2 separate regions of the Homo sapiens genome follow, and region 2 is linked to region 1. Evidence: chromatin loops called from intact Hi-C (ENCODE). Cell type or tissue: OCI-LY7. All regions are shown on one strand. Each heading gives the region's core, and the rest is flanking DNA. Links, peaks and the distances in the headings are about the cores only.

Region 1 (8,910 bases), core at 546-8,545:
TTCCCAAAAATATATCTAACTAGGTTTTCAGTACTTTTGGGTTCAGGGTGGCTTTCTTAGTGCTTCTCAGTTCAAATGTTAGTTTCTTCCACCTCTTCTGCAGTATCAGTGAAGTCTTTTTTCCCAGCTTGGATCAGCGAAAGGATTTAAAATCTGCTAATTTGGCCAGGTGTGGTGGTTCACGCCTGTAATCCTAACACTGGGAGGCCAAGGCGGGCAGATCACAAGGTCAGGAGTTCGAGACCAGCCTGACCAACGTGGTGAAACCCCGTCTCTACTAAAAATACAAAAATTAGTCAGGCGTGGTGGCGTGCGCCTGTAATCCCAGCTACTCAGGAGGCTGAGGCAGGAGAATCACTTGAACCCGGGAGGCAGAGGTTGCAGTGAGCTGAGATCGTGCCACTGCATCCCAGCTTGGGCAACAGAGCAAGACACTGTCTCAAAAAAAGATAATAATAAAATATGCAAATGTATCCACAAAACGTATGACAATGGTTTGGCACCTTTTTTGCTAGGATGTCAAAATCCAGCAATAAAGTTGTTCTAACCAGATTCGAACTAGTTTTGGTGTTTTTTTTGTTTTTTTGAGACGGAGTTTCGCTCTGTCACCCACGCTGGAATGCAGTGGCATGATCTCAGCTCACTGCAAGCTCCGCCTCCTGGGTTCACGCCATTCTCCTGCCTCAGCCTCCCGAGTAGCTGGGACTACAGGTACCCGCCACCACACCCGGATAATGTTTTGTATTTTTAGTAGAGATGGGGTTTCACTGTGTTAGCCAGGATGGTCTCGATCTGACCTCGTGATCCGCCTGTCTCGGCCTCCCAAAGTGCTGGGATTACAGGCGTGAGCCACTGCGCCCGGGCCTAGAACTAGAATATCATATATCAAATCTAAGCAGTCAAATCTTGCCCAAGTCTTAGTGATTCAAATACCCTTTGGGGACCAGTTCCCTTTCAAGCACTTCACTGGTATTTTCTTTCAAGGTGTTATGAGTGCATATGTCAAGAATTTTTTGGCTGGGTGCGGTGGCTCACGCCTGTAATCCCAGCACTTTGGGAGGCCAAGGCAGGTGGATCATCTGAGGTCAGGAGTTCAAGACCAGCCTAGCTGACATGGTGAAACACTGTCTCTACTAAAAATACAAAAAATTAGCCAGGCTTGGTGGTGGGCGCCTGTAATCCCAGCTACCAGGGAGGCTGAGGTAGGAGAATCAGTGGAACCCGGAAAGCAGAGGTTGGCGGTGAGCTGAGATTGTACCACTGTACTCCAGCCTGGGCAACAGAGCGAGACTCCATCTGAAAAAAAAAAAAAAAAAGAATTTTTTAGTTGTAAGAGACTGTTAAGTAGTGAACCCTAATTAAACAAGGCTAAGGGGAAGAAAGGAAATTTATGAGCTCATAGAACTTAATTGTCCAGGTAAGGTTCGTGTCAGTATCATCAGAAACTCAGGCACTCTCTCTCCTTCTGTCAGTTCTGCTTTCCATTCTCAGGCAGACTCACCCCTTGCGGCAACGTAACTGCCAGCAGTTCCAGGCTTAGGTGGTCTTTTCTCAGCAACTCCCACAAAGCCTTGCTCTTACAAATACTTCCGTAAAACCTGGACCTGACTCTGGCCAGAACTGTGTCACACTGTTACGGGTGGAGGGTGTCCAGGTTCTTGACGTTTTGAAAAAAGAATTGGACGAAACGCACAAAGCAATGAAAGAAAAGCACAGATTTATTGAAACGAAAGTACACTCCACAGAGTAGGGAGCAGGTTAGAGGAAGTGACTCAACAATGCTGGTTACAGAATTTTCTGGGGTTTAAATACCCTTCAGAGGTTTCCCATTGGTATGCCCTATGTAAATGAAGAGGGTAAGTGAAGTTACAAAGTTATTTACTTGGCATACACCCCATGGAAATGAAGAGGATGTTTCCTGCCATAGCTGAAGTGAAGTTACAAAGTTATTTAGTTGGGCATAGAAAGTTGGGGTTTTGGCCTGGAGGTGGGAGAGCGGGGAGGGCTCATGCCTGTAATCCAAACACTTTCGGAGGCGGAGGTGGGCGGACCTTTGGCCAACATAGTGAAACTCCGTCTCTACTAAAAATACAAAAATTAGCCTAGCATGGTGGGGGGTGCCTGTAATCCCAGCTACTTGGGAGGCTGAGGCAGGAGAATTGCTTGAACCCGGGAGGCGGAAGTTGCAGTGAGCCAAGATCAGGCCACTGAACTCCATCTAGAAAAAAAAAAAGACAGTTAATTGGGGTTTTTCCCTTTTATTGAGTTCTAGGAAGTATGTATGTTTGTTTGTTTATTTATTAAAACAGAGTCTCACTTTGTTGCCCAGGCTGTAGTGCAGTGGTAGGATCTTGGCTCACTGCAACCTCTGCCTCCCAGGTTCAAGCGATTTTCCTGCCTCAGCCTCCCAAGTAGCTGGGATTACAGGTGCTCACCACCACACCAAGCTAATTTTTCTATTTTTAATAGAGATAGAATTTCACCATGTTGGCCAGGGTGGCCTCGAACTCCTGATCTCAGGTGATCCACCGGCCCCGGCATCCCAACGTGCTGGGATTACAGGTGTGAGCCACTGCACTCGGCCTAGTTCTAGGAAGTTTTTAGGTTCCCTGCCTCCAGACCCCATTCTCCTGCATCAACATAAGCATCCTGAATCAATCATCCAGGCAGGACGGGCAGGTTATACAGTTTTGTTGTAAACAGTTATGTTAAGGCCAGGCACGGTGGCTCACACCTGTAATCCCAGCACTTTGGGAGGCCAGGGTGGGCAGATCACTTGAGGCCAGGAGTTCGAGACCAACCTGGCCAACACGGTGTAACCCCATCTCTACCAAAAATACAAAAATTACCCAGGTGTAGTGGCATGCACCTGTAACCTCAGCTACACGGGAGGCTGAGGGAGGAGAATCACTTGAACCCAGGAGGCAGAGGTTGCAGTGAGCTGAGATTGGCCACTGCACTCCAGCCTGGGCAACACAGCCAGACTCTGGATCAAAAAAAAAAAAAAAAAAAAAAAAAAAAAAGAACAATGCTCCTTGATAGCTGCTGTTCTACAACACAGAGACTAAGGGGTATTGAAAGATGATCCTCAAAGATGTCCATGTGGTGGCCAGGCGCAGTGGCTCACTCCTGTAATCCCAGCACTTTGGGAGGCCAAGGCGGGTGGATCACGAGGTCAGGAGATCAAGACCATCCTAGCTAACAGGGTGAAACCCCATCTCTACTAAAAAATACAAAAAATTAGCCGGGTGTGGTGGTGGGTGCCTGTTGTCCCAGCTAGTCGGGAGGCTGAGGCAGGAGAACAGCGTGAACCCGGGAGGCGGAGTTTGCAGTGAGCGGAGATCACGTCACTGCACTCCAGCCTGGGCAACAGAGTGAGACTCCGTCTCAAAAAAAAAAAAAGAAGAAGAATCAAATTCAGGGCTGGGTGCAGTGGCTCATGCCTGTAATCCCAGTACTTTGGGAGGCCGAGGCAGACAGATCACCTGACGTCAGGAGTTCGAGACCAGCCTGGCCAACATGGTGAAACCCCATCTCTACTAAAAATATAAAAATCAGCCGGGCGTGGTGGCTGGCGCCTGTAATCCCAGCTACTTGGGAGGCTGAGGCAGGAGAAGTGCTTGAACCTGGGAGGCAGAGGTTGTAGTGAGCCGAGATTGTGCCATTGTGCTCCAGCCTGGGCGACAAGAGCAAGACACCATCTCACACACACACATACACACACACACCAAAAAGGTGAAGAATCTGGCTGGTCATGGTGGCTCACACCTGTAATCCCTGCACTGGGATTACGCCAAGGCAGGTGGATCACCTGAGGTCAGGAGTTCGAGACCAGCCTGGCCATCATGATAAAACCCCGTATCTACTAAAAATACAGAAGTTAGCCGGGCGTGGTGGCCCACACCTGTAATCCCAGCTACTTGGGAGGCTGAGGCAGGAGAATCACTTGAACCTAGGAGGCAGAGGTTGCATTGAGCCAAAATCACCGCACTGCACTCTGGCCTGGGTAACAGAGTGCGACTCCACCTCAAAAATATAAAAGAAGAAGAATCTAATTTGGTAGGTTTAGGGTGAGGCCTGAGGTTTTGCACTTCTTACAAATTGTTAGGCCCTGCCAGTGCTGCTGCTCCAGGAGCCACACTTTGAGAAGTGACGTTCCTCTAGAGAATGTCTAATTTGCCACCTTTAAACCCTATTCCTGCGGCCAGGTGCAGTGGCTCACACCTGTAATCCCAGCAGTTTGGGAGGCTGAGACTGGTGGATCACGAGGTCAGGAGATTGAGACCATCCTGGCTAACACGGTGAAACCCCGCCTCTATTAAAAAAAATACAAAAAAATCAGCTGGGCGTGGTGGTGAGCACCTGTAGTCCCAGCTACTCGGGAGGCTGAGGCAGGAGAATGGCGTGTACCCGGGAGGCGGAGCTTGCAGTGAGCCGAGATCGCGCCACTGCACCGCAGCCTGGGCGATAGAGGGAGACTCTTGTCTCAAAAACGACAACAAAAAAACCCTATTCCCTTTCTTATGGTTTCTGTATTTTCACCTATAAAAGAATAAGATAAACAGGGCGCGGTGACTAATGCTTGTAATCTCAGCACTTTAGGAGGCCGAGGCAGGTAGATTGCTTGAGGACAGGAGTTCAAGACCAGCCTGACCAACATGGTGAAACTCCGTCCCTACTAAAACTACAAAAATTAGCCGGGTGTAGTGGCAGGCACCTGTAATCCCAGCTACTCGGGAGGCTGAGGCAGGAGAATCACTTGAACCTGGGTGGCAGAGGTTGCATCGCGCCACTGCACTCCAGCCTCGGTGACAGAGCAAGACTCCATCTCAAAAAAAAAAAAAAAAGAATACGATATTGGGATTTTACAGTGCTTCCAAACAGAAAAACAGCAATGGTTAAATATGGCAGTTTAAAAATAGCCACATCCAGCCAGGCGTGGTGCCTCATGCCTGTAATCCCAGCACTTTGGGAGGCCGAGATGGGTGGATCACCTGAGGTCAGGAGTTTGAGACCAGCCTGGCCAACATGGCGAAATCCCATCTCTACTGAAAATAAAAAAATCAGTCGGGCGTTGTGGCATGTACCAGTAATCCAGCTACTCGGGGGCTGAGGCTGGAGGATCACTTGAACCTGGGAGACAGAGGTTGCAGTGAGCCGAGATCGTGGCACTGCACTCCAGCCTGGGCAACAGAGTGAGACTCTGTCTCAAAAAAAAAAAAAAAAAAAAAAAAAAAGTCACGTCCTTTCTTCATCAAAACAATTCTCGTTTTGAGGGTGGCGGGGGGCGTGGCGGGGGGGTGGGTGTTGTGAGTTTCAGAGGGCTATGATAGACCACTAGTGACAACTTGTGGCTAGTTCTTATCATTACAATCACATTTTGCGTTCCCTTTCAAATGTAACACAATTACAAAAATCAACATTGGGTATTCTGTTTCATTTACATAGTTTTGTGAAACTAAAATGTGTTTAACTTTTCATTTTGAGATGATTATAGATTCATCAGAGGGTCCCAAGAAATGTATAGGGAAGTTCCACGGACCCTTCTCTCAGCCTCCCCCAATGTTAACGTATTAAATATCAAAACCAAGAAAGTGACATTGGTACAGTCTATAGATGTAATGCAGTTTTCACAGTTATACCTGCTCTCCTTTGTGACAAAAACACTTTGACATATCAAGGAAGATGTATCAGGCCAACAAGAATCTCTTTCTTTGGTGGTTAAATAATATTAAATTCAACAACCAACTAGAAATTCTTAGTTTTGTAATAAAGCAAAATGAATCTCAGCATTCTACAACTTACAGTTTTGTTGAAACAAATCTTGTTGCCCAGGCTAGAGTGGTGCCATCATGACTCACTGCAGCCTCGACCTCCCAGCTCACAGCTCGAATGATCCTCCCACCTCAGCCTCCTGGGTGGATGGAACTACAGGGACACAACGCAACACCCAATTTTTTTTTTTTTTTTGAGACAGCGTCTCACTCTGTCACCCAGGCTGGAGTCTGGAGTGCAGTGGCGTGATCACGGCTCGCTGCAATCTCTGCCTCCCAGGTTCAAGCAGTTCTCCTGCTTCAGCCTCCTGAGTATCTGGGACTACAGACATGCCACACCTGGCTAATTTTTTTTTTGTATTTTTAGTAGAGACAGGGTTTTGTCATGTTGGCCAGGCTGGTCTCAAACCCCTGACTTCAGGAGATCCACCGGCCTTGGCCTCCTAAAGTGCTGGGATTACAAGCGTGAGCCACCACACCCAGCCCCCAACTGATTTCTTGTACTTTTTTTTGTAGAGATGAGGTTTTGCCAGGCAGGTCTCGAACTCCTGACCTCAAGTGATCTAGCCACCATGGACTCCCAAAATGCTGGGATTACTGGTGTGAGTGACCACATGAGGCCTCTAGCTTTGTGTGTGTGTGTGTGTGTGTCTGTGTGTGTGTGTGTGAGAGAGAGAGAGTTTCACTCTTGTTGCTCAGGGTGGAGTGCAATGGTGCAATCTCGGCTCACCACAACTTCCGCCTTCCAGATTCAAGCAATTCTCCTGCCTCAGTCTCCCAAGTAGCTGGGATTACAGGCATGTGCTGCCACGCCCAGCTAATTTTGTATTTTTAGTAGAAATGGGGTTTCTCAATGTTGGTCAGGCTGGTCTTGAACTACTGACCTCAGGTGATCCATCTGCTTCGGCCCTCCAGAGTGCTGGGATTACAGGCATGAGCCGCTGCATCCAGCCATTTTCTTCTTTTTTTTTTTTTTTGAGACGAAGTCTCGTTCTTGTCATCCAGGCTGGAGTGCAATGGTGCGACCTTGGCTCATTGCAACCTCTGCCTCCCAGGTTCAAGTGATTCTCCTGCCTCAGCCTCCCGAATAGCTGGGATTACAGGCTCCTGCCACCACGCCCAGCTAATTTTAGTATTTTTAGTAGAGACGGGGTTTCGTCATGTTGGCCAGACTGGTCTCAAAGCCCTGACCTCAGGCGATCCACTCGCCTCAGCCTCCCAAAGTGTTGGGATTACAGGCGTGAGCCACCGTGCCCGGCCTAGCTTTCTTCTTTTGCTCAGGATTACTTTGGATATTTGGGCTCACTTTGGTTCCACATGAATTTTAGGATTTTTTTTTCTATCTCTGAAAATGTCATTGGTATTTTGATAGGGATTGAAATGAATCTGTAGATCACTTTGGACAGCGTGGTCACTGAAGGGAAAAACACCACGACAACAATGACACAGAAGACTTCTGTAACCAAATGTGTAGGGATTTCTCCCCACACACCAAGCAACCAATCAATTCTACATCAGACATCTGCTGGGTGTCCTCCGACTTTTTTTTTTTTTTTTGGTTGGGGGGACACAGAGTCTCTGTAGCCCAGGCTGGAGTGCCATGGTGTGATCTCGGCTCACTGCAACATCCGCCTCCCGGGTTGAAGTGATTCTCCTGCCTCAGCCTCCTGAATAGCTGGGATTACAGGTGCCTGCTACCATGCCCGGGTAATTGTTGTATTTTTAGTAGAGACAGGGTTTCACCATGTTGTCCAGGCTGGTCTTGAACTTCTGACCTCACGTGATCCACCCTCCTTGGCCTCCCAAAGTTCTGGGATTACAGGCATGAGCCACTGCACCCGGCATTTTTTTTTTTCCTTTTAAACAAGGTCTAGCTCTGTTGCACAGGCTGGAGTGCAGTGGCTCAATCTCAACCTCTCAGACTCAAAGTGATCCACCCACCTCAGCTTTCCAAGTAGCTGGACCACAGGCAAGTGCTATCATGCCTGGCTGTTTTTGTTTGTTTTGTTTTGTTTTTCTTTTTTTGAGACGGAGTCTTGTTCTGTCACCCAGGCTGGAGTGCAATGGCGCGGTCTAGGTTCACTGCAGCCTCCACATCCCAGGTTCAAGCTATTTTCTTGCCTCTGCCTTCTGAGTAGCTGGGACTACAGGGACACACCGCCATGCTTTGATAATTTTTGTATTTTTAGTAGAGACAGGGTTTCACCATGTTGGCCAGGCTGGTCTGAAACTCCTGAGCGCAAGTGATCTGCCCGCCTCGGCCTCCCAAAGTGCTGGATTACAGGCGTGAGCCACAGCACCTGGCCTGTTTTTGTATTTTTTATAGAGACAGGCTTTTGCCATGTTAACCAGGCTAGTCTCGAACTCCTGAACTCAAGCAATCTACCTGCCTTGGCCTCCCAAAGTGCTGGGATTACAGGCATGAGGCACCACGCCCAGCCTCAATTCTGACAGTATCTACCTCACTGATACAGCATCAGGCCCCACAACTGAGGGCTCACTCCCACCAAGCAGCCCTCTCCCTTCCCACCAGTCACAAATCTGAGCCTCCAGAACTTCTGACTTGTTTCAACTTGGTGTTCCCACAACCCTCTCTTTGGGTTCATTTAATTGCTAATGCAGCTTAGAGAACCCAGGGAAACACATTTACTGGTTTATTATAAAGGATGTTACCGGGCAAGAGATGACGGCTCACGCCTGTAATCCCAGCACTTTGGGAGGCAAAGGCAGGCAGATTACCTGAGGTCAGGAGTTTGAGACCAGCCTGGACAACAAGGCAAAACCTTGTCTCTACTACAAATCCAAACATTAGCCTGGTGTGGGGGCTCACACCTGTAATCCCAGCTACTCAGGAGGCTGAGGCAAGAGAATCCCTTGAACCCAAGAGGCAGAGCCTGAAGTAAGCTGAGATTGCACCACTGCACTCCAGCCTGGGCTACAGAGTGAGACTCTGTCTCAAAAAACAAAACAAAACAAAACAAAAAAACGACACACACACACACACACACACACACACACAAGGATGGCATCGGCTCACACTTTGGGAGGCCAAGGCAGGTGGATCACTTGAGGTCAGGACGTCAAGACCAGCCTGGCCAACATGGTGAAACCCCTTCTCTACTAAAAATCCAAAAAG
Region 2 (8,910 bases), core at 492-8,491, 120 kb before region 1:
CATTTCATTTTCAGACCTCCACAAAAGAATCCCAACTGCCCACCAGTGACAAAAATTTGGCATTACCTGTTGCAGGGAAAAAACAAGACAGTAGGAAGACGATCGACCATAAATTCCCAAGGAAGGTCATTCTGAGACACGTCAATCCTGGTAAAGGGAAAGAACAGAAATGGCAGATGATCAGCCCAAGAAACACCAACTTGAAAGAACCTTCTCAGATAACTTCAAGAACCTGGTGCATTTTTTACACCCCACATTGGGCTAGTCCCTTCTCGATGAATGTACTACCAGGTGTGAGCTGGGCGCTGATACTTCCAAGACATACAACATTCTACTACGTGGACGCTTTCCACTGAGTGGCAATGTGATGTCCTGAAAGTAAAAATGAACTTGCAGAAAATGCCGCACTGACACCTGAGGAGTCATTCACTCCTCACCTGACAGGATCTAGCCAAGTATTTTAATCCCTGAATAGCTCTGGGAAAAGAAAGGAAATCATTGAGCAAAATACATCAAGCCCCTCTGAAGATGGAAAATTATACCCTCTTTATGTTGTAAATCTGGATAGAGACCAAAAACAGCCTATTTTCTTAGCAGATTTGACATTAATTTTCTAATACAGAAAATGACATCTGTACTAACTCACCCAGCCTGTGCTCAATCACTGTGGGAGCTAACCGCAACTGCTCTAGAGGCCTGCCCCGGGCAGCTGGCACAGAGCTGGGCACACAGCTGGGCGCCCACACTCGGGCTAAGCAGACATGGAGCCACAACAGCATCCTTTATGGAAGGGGCTGCATCCTCCTTGCGGAGGGGCTATTCAGCTACTATTCATAAACAGTGCACACAAAAGATGAACATGTTTTCAATCTTTACCTTGACAGAAGTTTTTAGAAAGCATAACTGGGGGGAGTGAGGGTGCGGTAAGTGTCATGTATGTGTCCAAAAGGATGAAATTTGCTTTTCAAAAAATGGCACAACCAGGCTGAGCACAGGGGCTCACGCCTGTAAATCCAACACTTTGGGAGGCCGAGGTGGGTGGACTGTTTGAGCCCAGGAGTTCGAGACTAGCCTGGGCAACATGGGGAAACCCTGTCTCTACAAAAAATTGGCCGGGTATTCTGGCACATGCCTGTAGTCCCAGCTACTTGGGAAGGTGGGAGAATCACCTGAACCTGGGAGGTTGGGGCTGCAGTGAGCTGTGATTGCACCACTGCATTCCAGCCTGGGCAACAGAGTGAGACCCTGTCTCAAAAAAACAACAACGCCGGGCGTGGTGGCTCACGTCTGTAATCCCAGCACTTTAGGAGGCCGAGGCAGGCAGATCACGAGGTCAGGTGATCGAGACCATCCTGGCTAACGCGGTGAAACGCCACCCGTCTCTACTAAAAATACAAAAAATTAGCTGGGCATAATGGCGGGCGCCTGTAGTCCCAGCTACTCGGGAGGCTGAGGCAGGAGAATGGCGTGAACCCGGGAGGCGGAGCTTATAGTGAGCTGAGATTGCACCTCTGCACTCCAGCCTGGGCAACAGAGCAAGACTCCATCTCAAAAAAAAAAACAAAAACAAAAAACAACAACAGCAACAAAAGGCATAACCAAATGAAAACCATTTACCAAAAGTTTACTAACAAAACAGCACTCCTGCCTCACCTGTGCCAGCCTACCTAAAACATTAGTGTTCCTTTCTAAACAAGTGGGAGTGAACACTATATTCCATAATTAAATGCTTTTTCTCACTTGATTCTTACTTCAAAGAAAGCAAACTATAAAATTAAAACATTGTAAAAATCCACTCAGAATTCCATTGGGCTAAATAAGGCCCCCCTTTCTTATGCAGGCTGCAGGCTTGGTCTATATGCTTACTTTTTTTTTTCTGAGACACAGTCTTGCTCTGTCGCCCAGGCTGGAATGCAGTGGTGCAATCTCAGCTCCCTGTAACCTCCGGCTGCTGGATTCAAGTGATTCTCCTGCCTCAGCCTCCTGAGTAGTTGGGACTACAGGCACGTGCCGCCACACTTGGCTAATTTTTTATTTTTAGTAGAGACAGGTTTTCACTATGTTGGCCAGGCTGGTCTCGAACTCCTGGCCTCAGGTGATCCGCCCACCTCGGCCTCCCAACATGCTGGGATTACAGGCATGAGCCACTGCACCTCGCCTATATCCTTACATATTTTTAAGAAGAGTTGTCATATATTTCATACTCTGTTCTTTTCCATTAACTGTATGAAAAGCACTGTTGAAGGATAAAAATTCCATTAAATGCCCAGCCATAATTTACTTAAACATTCATCTCCTGGTGGATGTAAACAATGCTATAATGATGAGCTCATGCTTCTTCGGAATTCCTATTCCATTACTTCTCCAAAGTAAAATTAACTGGGTCAAAAATGTGTTAACTGTTTTTGTTGATTTCTTGTAAATGTTGCCAAAATGCTTTCCAAAAGAGTTATGGCAATGTACTCATTCCATTAGATACATCTGACTGCAGTTTCCATTTTATTTTATCAACACAAGATTCTGTCACTTAAAACCACTGATTACTTTAATATGTTAAATGATACTTTGTTACTGTTTTAATTTACATTTATTAGGTTATAATTTCCCCACTTGTTTATTTACTCTCTCCTCTTAAAAGAAAAACCTGCTCACATCCTTTGTTCAGAATGGAATCGGTCTCAGCCATCTTCTAAACCATTTTAATTTCCGGGGAGGCTGGAGTATGAATGCCTGATTTAATCCTGGCCCCTCATTTGCAGCTTGAAACTCTGGGCAACTTGTCGAATCTTTCTATGTCTCAGTTTCCTCCTCAACACAAATAGCACTTTCTTTTTTTAACTAGAGTGCCTTCACTAAGCGTCGCAAGGACTCAGTCAGGTAATATGTATATCAAAAACTCTCCCAACATAGTAACTCCTCAGATTTGATTCTAATTATTACTTACAGTGCATATAACAGGTGACACAGAGACACTGGAAAATATATTAATGGTCCCCCTTTTTGTCTGCTTTCCCTGTTTTCACTGCACGTATTTCTAGTGGAATCTGTCCATTTTTCTCTCTTTATTTTTCCAACTGCTTCCACTTTGGAAAGTTTCCATCTCCCAGAGGAATCAGCAAATCCTATTTTTTGTTTTGATTTTTTTATATTTAACTCTTATCTATCTGTAGGGTTTTGGGGGAGGTGGGGGGTTAAATGTGAACAGTTTTCCTCACCCAAAACTGCTTACTACCCCATCTAAAGACTCTGTATTTGAGCCTTCTTTTCCCAAAAAATATTTTTAAAAATTTTGTTTACTCAAAAGCGCACATACAGTACCCATGGAATCACAATACCAGAATGTGGATATCTATTGGTCTTTCCTTTTAATTTCACAAATGAGATAAACCAGGGCTGGTGGAGAGATCTGCTTGGGATCCCAGGACCCACTGGCATTGCCTGGGGCAACTGTCCCATGGTATTCCACGGGGCCATCCTGGCAACCAGGTCAGTGCTCTCCCCACAGAACTGCACTCAGCCACCTACGAATCTAGTCAGGGCTAAACATCAACATCATGGAAGGAACACTCAGAATTCATGAGGAAAAGTTCAGTTTCAAAGAGGCTTTGCTCATGGCTTCAACCTGACAATTAAATTCAGCCAAGTCCTACCAAAGGTTAATGGAAAATGGGCAGACCCTCACACACCATATGGCTAAGCTGCAAATAAGAGTGAAAATGGGCATACAGCCCAAAGCGCTGCAGAAGAGGCCTGCTTACCTTGCCACAGTGAATGTGTCCATGGGCAGGTTCCGAGCTAGCTGGATGAAGATGTGATTGAGGGATGGACAGAAGCCGCACCACGGAGCGTAATAGAGCAGGAGAACGTCCTGTGGGAAAGGGAAGACAGATGTTACTTGCACCGGGAAATGGGCTCTTCTTCATTTCTTTCCTCATTGCTTAGAATCCAGCAAGCACCCGAAAAATGCTACCTATGCAAATATTACAGTGAAAATTTTCATCTTTAGGTCTTTCCAATACTGTGCTTTCTGGAGCACTTTTCTGAAATTTAAAAACCACATGTAATTCATTCACGGTCCATAATTGGGCCATCACGTGGTTACTCTTCTATACATCAAAAACAGCTGCTCACCCCAACAACTGTAGTTTGGAAATTATTTTAAGAGGGACAGATGGCTTAACTTTTGCCTCTCATGACTCCATACCTGTTTTTGAAGGACTACTTCCCAAAAGGTATCAGTTGTCACTTCAGTGATTAAATGCTGAGACGGGAACTGGGCAGAGCCACTTCCAATGAGATGCCTTTTCAAGGGACTATAGAGAACGCTGAAGTTTTGAATAAAAGACTCTAAAAATAAAGAGAAAATGAGATCAACTCTCCTCTAGATACAAAGAGAATAGCTGGCCTACTTTTAAACTCCACATTTTAAAAACTCAAATGACTTCATAGGCTCACATTTTTAACATTTCACCTATCAGCAAAACCCCAAACAAAGCTGCCCGGGTGGCATCAGGTTTAGCTCTGGTAGTATTAACTCAGCAGACAGTAATGTGGATAACAAAACACTATGCAATGTTAGATGCTCTAATATTCATAGACTATTCTTTTTTTAAAAGGACTGGTCCACAAATAGACACCAAGTGAGACTGTATAAATCATCAACAAGCCACCATCTTTTCAAGAAATTTCACCCTATAATACTAAGACCTTTAAGCTTAACCACAAATGTGACAACTGCACAAGCTACAGTAGTGTGGAATGTGTTTAAATGCTCATTAATTTGAGGACAAGGAGCTACAGTTTTTTGTTTCCTTTATTAAGGTTCTTTAAGTTTCTTTTTTTAAAGGTTAAGAAAAAATTATATGTAGTGGAAAAATACATAAAACCCATAATAATCAAAAACCTGATTTGAACCAACAGTTTTACCACAAATTCTGCCATCTTCAGAGTCCTTTGCTTCATCTGAAACAATACTAATTTGAATTTCACTTTTTTTTTTTTTTTTAAAGAGACAGGGTCTCACTCTGTTGCCCAGGCTGGAGTACAGTGCTGCAATCATAGCTCACTGTAGCCTTAAACTCCTGGGCTCAAGCGATCCTCCTACCTCAGCCTCCAGAGTAGCTGGGACTACAGGCGTCCACCATTGCACTCAGCTAAAGTTTCAGTTCTTTTTCTTTCTTCTAACTCCCTCCATTTTGAGGTGCAATGGGCAATGCAGCGTGCAGAATGGAAGAGGAAGTGAAGAATGTCATGTGAATACTAAAGAGAATTCATGATCAGCATCTGAGAAACACTTAGTTGGCTATGTTTTTGAAACATGAAACCAAGAATTATTTCCTAATCTGAATAAAGCCTAAATTCTGAAACTAGCCTAGAGACAGCTGATTTATGAGTTAAGTCTCTAAACCAACAATGACACACAGTAGGTGTTTTTTACAAGCTCCCTAAGAATTCTGTCACTAACTGCAGGACAAAGAACAGCTAGGCTAAACATTTCAGAGAAGATACAGAAGATGGAAAGAAATCTAAAGAAGGCTTCTTTCAATTACCCTTAAATTCAAAGTGAACACATTATGAGGTCATTAAACACTTGAGCATTACTGAATGGAATTCAGGAAAATCTAATACAGACTACCTCAAAAATACATGCTTGTAGGAACACTGACCCCATTTCTCTGGAGTCTCTTTCCCATTTAAAAAAAAAATGCTTGTTTCATTTTAAGAAAGCTCAACACATCAAAATGACTTTAGATAACATGAATTGGGAGTAATCTATAATATCGACAGATTTATGCCCTTCAAAAAGTGACTGGTCACAGGGTTCTTTTACACAGTGAGGAACTCTTGGATTTATAATATGTAACTTGATATAGAAAAATCAATATTTACATAAAGCCTTTTCACAAATGTGTCTAATGTAAGAAACAAGCTTCACCTAGATTTGAAAGAGGATGGCTAAAAAGACTCATATGTAGAAGCTCTGAGTCTACTGTTGAGTTCATACTTTAAAACTTGAAATGAAAGGTTTCCTTCCCTACCAAATTCCTCCTTTCTCCATTCGGCATACACTGACCCTCCCTCCCGTTTCCAATGAGGCTGAACTAACGTGGCTTTTGAATTCTCACTTCATTGTGTGTAGTCAAGGGCATCAGCAAATTCCTGGGAACAGGCCAGGGTGGGTCAGCCCAATGTTGCTGCCAAGTCCCAGGGGCAAGCTCTGGGTGCTTTCTCATCATGGAGCCTTACTCCTCAAAAAGTGGGTTTTGCTGGTTTGCGACTGACACTTATTTATTTGCACTTTACACTTGTTACAGTGTAGGTACCCCAGGTCCCAGCAATATTACTCAGTACATTATGAAACAGCAGCAGAACAAATTAGGTCTGGTGGCCTTGATCCTTAGACATTTAAGCCTATGAGACAAAAAGGGAGGCAAGGCGGCTCTACTTCCTTCTTCACTGCTCTCTTTTTTTGGAGACGGAGTCTTGCTCTGTCGCCCAGGCTGGAGTGCAGGGGCGCGATCTCTGCTCACTGCAAGCTCTGCCTCCCAGGTTCACGACATTCTCCTGCCTCAGCCTCCCGAGTAGCTGGGACTACAGGCGCCCGCCAACGCGCCCGGCTAATTTTTTTTTTTTTTGTATTTTTAGTAGAGACGGGGTTTCACCACATTAGCCAGGATAGTCTCGATCTCCTGACCTCGTGATCCACCCGCCTCGGCCTCCCAAAGTGCTGGGATTACAGGCGTGAGCCACTGCGCCCGGCCACTGCTTTCTCTTTAAGCTCCTTTAGAACAAAGCTGCTGTCAAGGCTCACTTTCATCAGCCCCTAGGACATCCCACCAGAATAGCTCTCCACCTCCCTGCCTGTTCTAGTCCCCAAGTCCCCACTGCCTGCAGCTGGTTCTACCTTAGACATGTGACAGAAATCGCCAATTTAGAAAGTGGGACTCTTACCCCCACCATGGGCTAAATGACAAACTTATCCAAAATTCAGAGTGAGGAAGTTTCTGTTCCATTTAATAGACAAAATTAGCTTCTTTGAAAATTATGACTGATGGTGGTCTAAAGACTTAAAATGAGCTACGAAGGTGACATCACCCCACAACTAAATGTAATGAGAGCCATCAATAAAATTTACCCATATGAAGTCAAGCAAAATGTACAATGCTTGGGGAAATAAACTGCCTGCAGTACCTAGGGTGAGCTTCATCAGTGCTTGCTTTGGATCCAAGATGTAATGAGATTCTTCTTTCACGTCAACAATTGCCGCAAATTCTTTCACCTGAGTGGAGCTCGGAGCACCCAGTCTCTCTGCATATAACCAAAACAAATTTGAATCCAAAAGGTAGATGTTGAGAGTCTTGTTGGTTCTGCAGCTCAGGCCTGTGAAGTTTGTGCTAGTCATGTCCACTTCTGGAAAGAGATACCTGTTCTCCTCAATGTGAGGAACGGAGCTTGGGGCATCAACCTCACATTTCTTCTCAAGGGAAGAAAATGCAACAGTAGGGGCTTCAAAGACACCTTGTTCAGAGTCGATGAAGCCTGACACACCCCTGCTTATGGTCCTGCAACATGCAGTGTAGTAGCTGAAGGGGCTATAGGAAGTTAAAAAATTGCTGCATTCTATGCTGTCTGATGCCACATGATAAAAGGTCTGCTCCTTGAGGTAGAAAGAATCCAGAGCTGCTGCCATTTCAAAAAAGCTGCACTGTGGCACGCTGACCGAGCTCGGCTTCATGCCCCCGGAGGTCTGGTTGACACAGAGTTCACAGACGTTGTGGGTCCTGGAGAAGGAGTGCCACTGGGGCAGCACCACAGTGTTGCAGCAGGGGGACGCTGTGATCGTTGGCGGGTCTGGCAGCTGTGCCGGCACTTCCAGGGCCAGGGACTCCAGCACTGGAGCATCCACCCGCCGCAGGTGCTGAAGGAGACGCTCCACCACCTGGTCCCCATGACAGTTGTTGTACTCCAAGGCCACTTCGGTGATCTGAAATACAGGGCAGAGTTGGTGAAGGGCTTGGGGATGACTGAGGGACTAGCACCCCGTTAGCCACGTTTCACTTTCTGTAATTTCAGTTATCCATGGTCAACTCCGGTTCAAAAATACTAAATGGAAAATTCCAGAAATAAACAAGTCGTAAGTTTTAAACTACATGTCGCTCTGAGTAGTGTGATGAAATTTTTGCCATTACAAAAACTGCGAGCCATCCCTTTGTCCAGCGTGTCCATGCTGTGGATGCTGCCAGCCTGTTACTTAGTAGCCAACGCAGTTATCAGATCAACTGTCTCAGTATCACAGTGCTTGTCTTCAAGTAACCCTTTATTTATTAGAAGGGCCCCCAAAGTGTAAGGATAGTGATGCTGGCAATTCAGATATGCCAAAGAGAAGCCAAAAATGCTTCCTTTAAGTGAAACGGCAAAAGTCTCAATAAGGAAAAAAAAAGAGGTAAGGATGTTAAGATCTTCGGTAAGAACGAATCTTCTACCCATGAAATTGTGAAGAAAAGTGAAATTCGTGTGTAGTATATACAGGGTTCAGTACCATCTGTGGTTTCAGGCATTCATTGGGGGTCTTGGAACGTATCACCAAGAATACGCAGCAGGGTAGATGAGAGTGCAGGGGGAGATGGTTACTATATTTTTAAAAATACAACCCCAGGCATGGCACTCCTGGGCCAAATGGTACGCTGCCCATGAGATAAAACCTCCACACAATCTGGCCCGTTTGGCTTTCCAGTCTCACCCTACCCTCTTCAGAACAGACCAGGCCCTCCTGCAATGCCACACCTTTACGGAGTCCTGGCTGGGGACACCGGCTCCTCCATCTGTTCCCAAGGCCCAGCACCAGGGCAGCTGCTTCAGGGAAGCTAGTCCTACTCCCACTCCAGGAAGAGCTAGTTTTTGCACCTCCAG

Evidence for each region. A loop is a pair of places that touch in the nucleus more often than their neighbours do. Peaks named below come from ENCODE experiments on the same cell type or tissue, not always from the same donor. Only the 100,000 strongest peaks of a DNase experiment are listed, where the experiment ranks them.
Region 2: it touches region 1 in a loop (4-fold over the local background); 2 of 110 quality-filtered maps call a loop at or near these places.

Annotation. Positions count from the first base shown.
Region 1 is chr16:11,808,547-11,817,456 of GRCh38, forward strand. No RefSeq gene overlaps it. Among named protein-coding and RNA genes, the nearest start is that of ZC3H7A, 16 kb to the left of the region's middle. In OCI-LY7, for the core only: CTCF peaks have their summits at 1,503, 1,720, 5,368 and 5,571; DNase peaks (open chromatin) are centred at 1,565 and 5,345; H3K4me3 peaks cover 2,041 bases; H3K27ac peaks cover 1,746 bases.
Region 2 is chr16:11,684,099-11,693,008 of GRCh38, forward strand. TXNDC11 (thioredoxin domain containing 11) reads right to left here. Exons shown (of 12, transcript NM_015914.7): 8 at 7,192-7,984; 9 at 4,205-4,347; 10 at 3,759-3,868; 11 at 67-147. Among named protein-coding and RNA genes, the nearest start is that of SNN, 20 kb to the left of the region's middle. In OCI-LY7, for the core only: no CTCF peak of the experiment used is centred there; DNase peaks (open chromatin) are centred at 703, 2,803, 4,053 and 5,193; H3K4me3 peaks cover 5,630 bases; H3K27ac peaks cover 7,032 bases.